2 separate regions of the Mus musculus genome follow, and region 2 is linked to region 1. A link is a contact called in ENCODE Hi-C or POLR2A ChIA-PET data. All regions are on one chromosome and are shown on one strand. The core of a region is the stretch at or near the end of the contact, and the rest is flanking DNA. Distances in the headings are between cores, read along the strand shown. Region 1 holds the start of Taf12 (TATA-box binding protein associated factor 12). Region 2 holds the start of Trnau1ap (tRNA selenocysteine 1 associated protein 1).

Region 1 (4,737 bases), core at 1,282-3,781:
GCTGATGTGGTCAGAGGATAATTTTGGGAGTTGGTTCTCTCCTTCCACCATGCAGGACTCAGGGACTGAACTCAAATCATCACTCCTTGTGGCAATCACCTTACCAGGAGAACCACCTCACCTGATCTGCTCTTCTTCTGTTTCTCCTTGAGATAAAGTTTTATGTTGACATTGAACTCCTGATCGTCCAGCCTCCACCTCCAATGTAATGGAATTATAGCCCGAGCATTCACAACATCGAGTATATGCTAGCAATTAACTGCAAAGTTAATCTGATGTCGCCCTAATTAAAAAATAAATAAATAAAAATAACCTACTCTATTATGGGAAAGATTCTACCTGGAATATTTATGCTTCTGTGAAAACACAGGAATTCAGATGTCAAATACTATGGAAGTATCTTAAAAGTTACAGTCCTTGACTTGAAAAGGAGTTAAGAAGCTGGTTTTGGTGATGTAGCCTTGAATCACCAGCGCTCTGAAGTCAGAGGCAGGTGCATCTCTGAGTTTGAGGCCAGCCTGGTCTACACAGCAATTTCCAGGCTAGGGGGAGCTAAGTAGTTTGGGGAGGAGGGGTGTGCTTTCATTCAGTGGAAGGATTTATAAATATTACTTATATTTCATTCACATGCATACTACACATGGCAGGAAATCCACTTAGAAAAGCTCAAGAAAGCTTTGGAGGCACATTTGCAGATAAGCTACTCAGTACTTTATGACAAACCCCTTAACCTCTCTGGACAGACAACAGGACTAACCATACTTAACTGTGGGGCTGTGATAAGGAAGGGGTGGAATACTTAAAAGTGTTTAAGTTGTTCATGGTGGAGGTGCACACCTTTAAACCGAACGCTCCGAGGCAGAGGCAGGTGGACTTGACTTTGAAGCCAGCCTGGTCTACACAGTGAGTTCCAGGACAGCCAGGGCTACACAGAAAACCCTGTCTTGAAAACAAACAAACAAACAAACAAACAAACCAAAAGAAAACAGAACAAAAAGCCCAAAGTGCTTAAGTTGTGCACGATTCATCTGAGTAGGTTTCAGTCCTGGGTCTTTATGAAGGGAAATGACAGGGTCCAAGTCACTCTTCTAAAAGCAATCCCTAGAAAATGTTCTAGGCCACATTTACTTGTGAATTTCTCAACATCTTATTGAAAAATAAAATTTATAAATAAATAAAATAAATAAAAGACTTTTCACTTAAAAGTTTGTTTCCTCCCTTGTAACATTTATGCCAATGCCATACATAATAGGTACTAAAATATTAAAATCCGTTAGAAAAAAATCCCTTCTGAGTTTGAGGGTAGAGATTCTAAAAGCATTTATTCAAATAATTTCAAGCAAGCATCTCTTCTTCGATGTACATGGTAGAGTACTGTATAACCTAAGAATCTGGCTCACAGTGATCCTAATCCCTCTTTGCATCCTCTTTTTCTTAAATGTAAAAGAATTCAAAGTGTTCTTTTGCTGCCCTTCCATCTATGACAGTTTGCTAGTGATATAGAGATCTGTGCTCAACGGGGGCTGAATGGAACAGGGCTTAAGGTACTTATCAAGTATATAACTGAGTTCAAACTGCTTTCAGCTTCACATCTGATTCACAATAATGAAGAAAAACGAAGACGTTTCATGTGGCTTTTCTAGGTTAAGTAACGGACACAAGAAAAAGCCTAAATGCCAAAAGCCAAATAGGCAGCGCCAAGAAGTCTTCCCCCGAATATATATATCCTAATCCTCCGGGTACAGAGAACAGATCGCTAAACCTTTTCAACTTTTCTCCCTTGAAGGCTGATCTCCCAGCCGTTAAGGACCCCCTAGTTCCTTCACTTTTAGGAGCTCGGGTCCTTACATCTCTGTCCCTCCAGAAACTCTTGAGTCTGAAAGCCCGGATCTTGTCCCCAAAGAAGACCCAGTCCTCACTGCCCGCTTCGATTCCCTTTCAAATTCAAGTCTTCTCTGCCTCCTTCTCTAGCTCCAGTCCTCAAGTCTTTGCTGCCCGGTTTCTGAATCCTTAGGAGCTGGGACTTTACTGTCCCGCTTCTGTCTCTTAGGAGCCCGAGTCCTCTCGGGCTCCACTTTTACCTCTCTGGAGCCTGTGTCTTCACGCCCCGTTTCGTTCCTACCCTCGCCTCCTATAAAGTGCGGGATCCTCACCATCCTGTCCCTCTCAGAAGGCTTTCCCTCAGATGCTGCAGAATCCACATCCGTCCCCGTTTCCTAAGTCTCTCATTCAGAGCTCGAGTCCCCAACAGCCGCTGCTTCTGCGAGCCCGAACCCCTCAAGTCCCGTCCCAAGAGCCTGGGCTCCTCAGCCCCGTCTCTTCCACAGCCTAGTTCTTCCAGCACTGACCCGCTGTGGGTCTGGGTCCTGACACCCTCCTCCCGCTCTTCGTCCTCAACTGCCAGGGCCCAAGACTCACAGGCAGCAGCGTCTATCTCCCCATGATATGCGGAGACTGCCCCAGTGAAGCTTTCGTCTCAGCAGCCGGTCCGACTGCGCGGCCCTCCCCAAGCACTTCCGGCACCGCTCCCCGCCTCCAACCCGGAAACGCGCGGCTCTTCCGGCCGCCGGGCGCGCGCCTCACTAGCGCAGGCGCAGATGGTACTACAACACGTGGTAGGACTGTGAGCCCAGCGCCTGGCTTGGCAGGTCGGGCTTTCTGCTCTGTGTGGCTTGCTGGTGGCGTGGGTCTACTCTGCGTCCCCTACCACGGCGTGAATCCCTGTCCTAGATGTTTCTTTACGACTCATCTCTTTCACGAGCGTGACCGGTAACCGACGGCCTCGGAGAGCTTCCAAGTCGCCATTTTTGGTTGGTGCCTTTGTGGTGCTATAAGGATGGGACCGCAGTTCTGCATAGATACCAACTATGGGACTCTCAACCAGCACGAGAACTTGGAGACTAGAGAAGCTGATTGTGCCTATTAGTTAATCTGTAGTCAACATACACTTGGACGAGAGCTGTCTGTGAGGGACTGGTTCAGTCCCTCACTTGGAGTATGTCATGTAATAGTGGAAGAAACGTGAAATTCCTAAGGGATGTAGGTTCTCAACTTGAATTGAAAATTCTTACTCCAAAGCCCGGGCTGGTACAGTAACTGTTAAACCACTAAGCCCTGAGATTTGAGTACTTTTTTTTTTTTTTTTTTTGCTAGGCATGTAAGCAACAGGCAGTTTCAGTCCCCGGCAAGGATTCTTAGTAAAATAGAGATCTCGCAAACGAGTGTATAGAAGTCTGACATCTCAGAGCTATCAACGGTTCCTGCCCATAAAGAATCCATTCTATCTTTGTATCTTCATCCCATTAGGCTCATCCACCCTCTTGGTCCAAAATCCTGGATGCAAGGGCTTAACCATTAAGTGGCAAACTGTTTATAACCTTATTTTTCTTTTTGGATTTATTTTATGCGGAAAAGTGTTTTGTCTGCATTTATATATGTACACCATGTGCATTCCTGGTGCACAAAGAGGTCAGAAGAGGGTATCTGAAGCCTTGCAATTGAAGTTACAGATAGTTGTGAGCCACCATGTGACTGCTGGCATTGACCCAGGCCCTCTGCAAGACTGCCAGGTTCGAGAGAAAGCCACCTCTCAAGCCCCAGCTTTATTTTTCTATCATGGTTCTCAGAGTTTGGCCAATCAGTTTTTGTGCTTGCATCCTTGGATGTACTAAACTGTTTTTTTGTTTTTGTTTTTGTTTTTTGCTGTGTGCTGGGTATATCCTGTTGGGGAAGTCAGTCATCATTGTCCTTAAGAGTTTACAGGCGCTAGGCAGTGCTAGCTCATGCCTTTAATCCCAGCACTTGGGAGGCATGGGCAAGATTTCTGAGTTTGAGGCCAGCCTGGTCTACAGAGTGAGTTCCAGGACAGCCAGGGCTACACAGAGAAACCCTGTCTCAAAAAAACAAGCAAACAAAAAAAAAGACTAGATGAGCAGTAAGGCTGAAGTTTGGTTAGGGGACAGGAAGGGACAGGTGGAAATGGGGGGTGGATTTTATTCAGTGTTCAGTGGAAAGGCATGAAAACTGAGGATTGAGATGGTAATTTGTATTTAAGGAAGCATTGGGTGGATGGGTAGGGTGGATGGGTATCTTGGCTCAAACCATTGGCCCCTACTCTCGGGAGGCAGAGGCAAGTCAGTTTCTGAGTTTGAGGCCAGCCTGGTTTTCAAGCTAGCCACTGCTCCACAGTAGGTGCATGTGTCAAATAAAGTGTGTGGCGATAAATGAACACTTGGATTATAGAAGGGCCCCTTGATGGACAGAGGGTAGCACCACTGGGCTCCTCACCAGTTTCTTTTCTTTTCTTTCTTTCTTTTTTTTTTTTTTTTTTTTTTTTTTGGGGTTTCCAGACAGGGTTTCTCTGAATAGCCCTGGCTGTCCTGGAACTCACTCTGTAGACCAGGCTGGCCTCGGACTCAGAAATCTGCCTGTTTCTGCCTCCCAAGTGCTGGGATTAAAGGCGTGCACCACCACGCCCGGCTTCACCAGTTTCAACTACACCTCTTCCCATTTATGAATCTCCTTTCTTTTGTAGCTCCTACTTTATAAAGGGCAGGGAACTCCATACGTTATTAAAGTGTAATGCCCAACAGTCTATTTTTTTGTTTGTTTGTTTCAAAAGTATTCATCTGCTTCTTCTACACACTCTTTTTAATGTAAGAACATTAGGGGCGGGGGAAGGGCTCACGAGTGGGTAGGAACGTTAGGAACGTGGTGTGCAAATGTAAGGATCTGCAT
Region 2 (4,737 bases), core at 1,555-4,054, 55 kb before region 1:
GGGAGATCTGGACAAAGGCTTTTCAAGGCTCTGAGTGATCTAAGCCAAATATTTGACTCTAAACAGGTGTCCATGGGCAAAAACACTGACCCACTTGAAAAAAACCAACTGTCCTCCCAAAGCACAAGGCATCCCAGTATCCCTTGGGTGTCACCTGTCCCTTCCCCATCAGCCTTTCTGCCATAGAGGACTGGATAGCCATGCTGGGCTCGGCTGGGCAGTCAAGGCAAGGCAGGGTATTGGGAAAGGGGTGGGAGTTGTTTTATAACGGTGCTGAGGGAGGAGTGGAGGGGCGGAGGCTGGTCCTAAGGAAAGTAACAGTGGCTGAGAAAATAGTTTTGAATTTTTTTTAATTGTATAATATTTTGGAGGGGAGATTAAAATCTTGTAACACTTTAATAAACTTAGAGTTTTGTAAATGGGCTTTGTTTTTATGCGTGTCCATGGAGTTGCTTTGTTGTCTTTAAAGGAACACCTGCTTATGAGCCTGCCTTTGTTAGGGTTATGGCTGATACATCCAATCCAAAGTCTGGAGAAGGCAAGAGGTGTTTGAGATAGTTGTGCAGTAGAAGCCACTGCAGTTGCTTCATGGTTATGAGACGGGGTAGCTTGTTAAGTAGGCTCTCAGCATAGCCCACTGACAACCTGGTCTTCCTGCCTCAGCCTCGTGAGTGCTGAAATCAAGGCCTGGCTTTGGAGTAGAATTTTTAAATCCTAAACCAGAGGTTTTTTCTTTTGTCCCTGTCTGGTCTAGAACTCAAAAATCTAGCTGCATCTGCTTCCTGAGTTTTTGTCTTGTTTTGTTTTTGATTTAAGTTATGTAACTACCACACCTGGCCCAAATTCCAGTTTTTTGGTTTTTGGTTTTTCAAGATAGGGTTTCTCTGTGTAGCCTTGGCTGTCCTGGAACTCACTTTGTAGGCCAGGCTGGCCTCGAACTCAGAAATCCGCCTGCCCCTTCCTCCCGAGTGCTGGGATTAAAGGCATGCACCCCCATGCCCGGCCTCCAGTTTTTAAGTAGAGCACATTATTAGAAGTTCTTACTGATTTGCCTGCATTTTCGACCACTGGCGTATTTAAGCCTTTTCCTTGGGGGTTGTGTGGCACATCTATTCACCCCAGGTAGGGAGCCCAAAACACATGAAATTACAGATCCCAACAAAGTCTCATTTGGTGAACCAGTGAACTTACTGGGGATTACTTACTGGGGCAGAGGTGACACAACTTACCCAGCATGGGTGACAGCTCACTGTACAGCTTAGGAAGTCAGAGTTCCCTTTCTAAGTGACCCTGGTTTAGAATTCAGGCAGCTTAGCTGCTTTCTGCTTCCAGGCAGCTGGTCAGTCTTTACAGCTTCTCTGAGTCATGTCTTTGCAGCTCAGCCTCTAGGTCTGAGAGGGACTCTGCTTTTATTGCTTACTCTGGGGGGTGGGGGGTAGGGGTCCTGATTGGTCCGTTTCAGAGGCTTCTTTTGAGTTGTAGCCTTCCCTGCAGGGTGGAGAGATGGCTCTGATCTGATTAATAGCACTAGTTGCACTTGGAGAGGACCCAGGTTCAATTCTCAGCACCCACATGGTGCTACACAACGATACTAACTCCAATCCCATGGGACCCAAAGCATTCTGTAGTCTCTGAAAAACTTTTTTTTTTTTTTTTTACATTTGTGTGTACATGTGTGTTTGTCAGGTTCAGTGCAATGCACTTTTACCTGCTGAGCCATCTCACCAGTGCCTTAGCATCATTCATACAGTAACAGAAGGGAACAGGAAATTTATACTCATAGTTGGCCTCTGGTTTTCAGACTTGAGTTCTTGGCTTGGGGAACTTTCTAAGTTAAAGGACTTAGGATGAACTTGGTTGTCAGAACCAATCTGAACGCACAGGACCTTCCCACTCTGCTAAGTTGGCTACCAACTGGATGTTGAAGCATGGATACAACCACCTTAGGAGCTCTCAAAAACCAAGTTTACTGAGGGTTCTGTAAAGGTCCGTCTGTGCTTTGTGGTAAAGTCTTGGTGAATTGGATTAGAATAATAAACGGGGAAGGAGCCAGGGTTGGTGTCCTTCACTTGTAAAACTAGCACTTAGGAAGCTGAAGCAAGATTGCCAAGAGTTTACAGCCAGCCTAGATTATATAGCTTGTACCAGGGACCAACATGAAAACTTGTCTCAAGGCAAAAAAAAAAAAAAAAAAAAAAAAGTGTGGGGCTGGAGCCAAAGCTCAGCCGTTAAGGAAGGAATGCTTTGAGAAGACTGGCGTTCATTAAACAAACAGGCAGAAGCAAGTAGATCTCTGACTAGAGACAGACTTAAACAGGTCAACAAGGATTACAGAGACCATGCCGACGCCGACTCTCCCCACCCCCAACTACACACAAAACGATGGACTTTGAGTGTACCATCAAGAACCGTCCTTTAGTTCTCTCCACCTCAGGGCTTTAAGAAAATGAAGAATCCCACTACATCTTCCAAAAAGTCCTCGCTGGGATGCAGGGCAAGAGGACCACTGTGCGGCCGCGGCTCCTCCACAGTCCCTCGGAAGCTTATCCTCCGCGCTCCCAGAGGGGTTTCGGTCACTAGCTGTCCTTCCGTTCTTATGCTTGGTATTCCCTACAGAGAGCAAACCTTAACTCAATAATTATAGACGCATTTGCGCGGTTTTATTAAAGAGCGGGGCAGTCCGCCCACAGAGACCCTCTTCAGAGCCGGTGCCAGCTAGGCCTACTGTGCCCCAGCCGAGGCCACGCCCCTATCCCGTGGAGCCACTCCCTAGCCCGTAGAAGCAACGCCCCCTGGGGGGGCCGGAAGCGGCGGACAGGTCGGAGGAAAACCCGGATCGCTCTGGCCGCCGAGGCAGCGTGTGCGCAGGAGGTGCTGCAGGCTTAGGCTCCGGGCGGGCCGGGTCGCGCAGACTGGCGCGGTTGCGCGCCACAGGCCCTCAGGGTCCCCGCCCGGGTGCGGGATGGCGGCCAGCCTATGGATGGGAGACGTGAGTCAGGGTCGCCCCTGCTCTGAGGGGAACAAGAGGGTCTCGAGTCGTAGGGGGAGGAAGGGCCTGAGAGCAGAGGGCCTTCGGATCCCAGAAGGGTGGCCGTGAACAGGAAGGGTTTTGGTGACAGCGGGAAGCTAGATGGGGTGTGGTGGCCAATGCCTTACTCCCTGCACTTGGCGAGGCAGGAAGATCGTCACCAGTTCGAGACTCCATAGTGAGTTCTAGGCCAGCTTGGGCTTCGTAGCGAGACCTATTCACCCAGTCTTTGAAAGTGGAGTCTGGGCATCAGAATGAAGATTCCTCAGATGCTGACTCTATGGGGTAGAGGGTCTGGAATCCCCCTTTCCAGTTTGGAAAGATTTGGAGTGGGATGATTTGGGCGGATGGAGTGGGAGGAACCCCAAGAATTGTTATTAGGACTGGAAGCACAGGGAGTTCTATAAAGGGGAGCTATTTTATTTGTTTTTGTTTTTTCTTTTGTTGTTTTTGAGATGGGGTCCTTCACATAGTTCTGTCTGTCCTGGAACTCGTTATGTAGACTCACAGACTCCACCTACCATTGCCTCCCTAGTGCTGGGATTAACGGTGTGTGCCACGCCTCCCAGCAAGGGGAGCGATTTGAAGTAAAGGAGTTGGTTGGGACCGTTCCCCATTGCGTGGTAGGAAGCTTGGCTCTCTAGTGCTGTAGAGGGGGGTCCTGGACAGAGTGGGAGGGGCTCCACCCCTTACAGGGCTCCGGGTCATGGGCCTGAGCCTCTCCTCTCTGCTCTGGTTTTTATGCAGCTGGAACCCTACATGGATGAGAACTTCATCTCTAGAGCCTTTGCCACCATGGGGGAGACCGTGATGAGCGTCAAAATTATCCGAAACCGCCTCACTGGGTACACCTCCCTTTTCATCTTTCCGTTCAGTTCTCGATTAATAGAGCCTGCTGCCACTGTTATTCAAGGGAATAAATATGGCGGGAGTAAGAGCTTCTCGCCATCCCTAGCAGTAGTGAAAGAACCACAGAGGGTGGCTTACAGAGCAGAAGCGTTGAGTATTTCAGGTGTTGAGTATCCCAGTGATTCAGGGCAGGATGCTGGAACCTATTTTTGAAAACTGTTGTGTGATCTTTGCTAAGTTACTGTGTGTTTCATTTAGCTTTAGTTTATTTTGCTCTACGCTGAAACAAAGTCTTCCTGTAGTAATGTAGGCTGTAATGACAACCCTGCCGCTGCCTCCCAAGTGCCACAACCACAAGGTGTGCCAGCAATCCTGGCTCTTTTGTTTGTTTGTTAAATATTTATTTTATACACTGTCACTTTCTTTACATACATCAGAAGAGAGCATCAGATCCCATTACAGATGGTTGTGAGCCACCATGTGGTTGCTGGGAATTGAACTCAGGACCTCTAGAAGAGCAGTCTTAACCACTGAGCCATCTCTACAGCCCCTCTTGATTTTTGTTGTTGCTGTTGTTGTTTTTATTTATTTTTACATTTGATTATGTTTGTTTATTATGTATGTGGGGAGCAGGGTATGCAAGAGTGCAGTGCCTATGGAGGCCAGTGGTGTCAGATTCTGTGATATTCCCTTCGGTGGTTGCTGGATACCAAACTGAGGTCCCTTGGAAGAGCAGTACAAAACTCATAACTGCTGAACCATATCTCTTTTATATAGTTTTGAGTATATGTGACCTCACACACAATCCTCTCCCTCTCCCCCCTTTTTTTTCTTGCCAAGAAATTAGGAGCATTCAGAAG

The links. Hi-C counts contacts between places; a loop is a spot of excess contacts on that map. ChIA-PET counts read pairs that join two places held with the same protein, here RNA polymerase II (POLR2A).
Region 2: a loop to region 1 is called in a map of heart, with 2.7 times the contacts of the local background. The contact joins the promoter of Trnau1ap here to the promoter of Taf12 in region 1. A Hi-C loop is called at or near these places in 3 of 37 maps with a recorded cell type or tissue (T-helper 1 cell, T-helper 2 cell and heart). POLR2A ChIA-PET finds 5 or more read pairs at or near these places in 5 of 5 experiments (Patski and embryonic stem cell).

The regions. Positions count from the first base shown.
Region 1 is chr4:132,272,169-132,276,905 of GRCm38, reverse strand. Taf12 (TATA-box binding protein associated factor 12) reads right to left here and starts at 2,531. Exons shown (of 6, transcript NM_025579.3): 1 at 2,419-2,531.
Region 2 is chr4:132,327,605-132,332,341 of GRCm38, reverse strand. Trnau1ap (tRNA selenocysteine 1 associated protein 1) reads left to right here and starts at 2,804. Exons shown (of 9, transcript NM_027925.3): 1 at 2,804-2,989; 2 at 3,776-3,873. The coding sequence starts at 2,963. It overlaps Rcc1 (regulator of chromosome condensation 1), which reads left to right. Exons shown (of 10, transcript NM_133878.3): 10 at 1-423.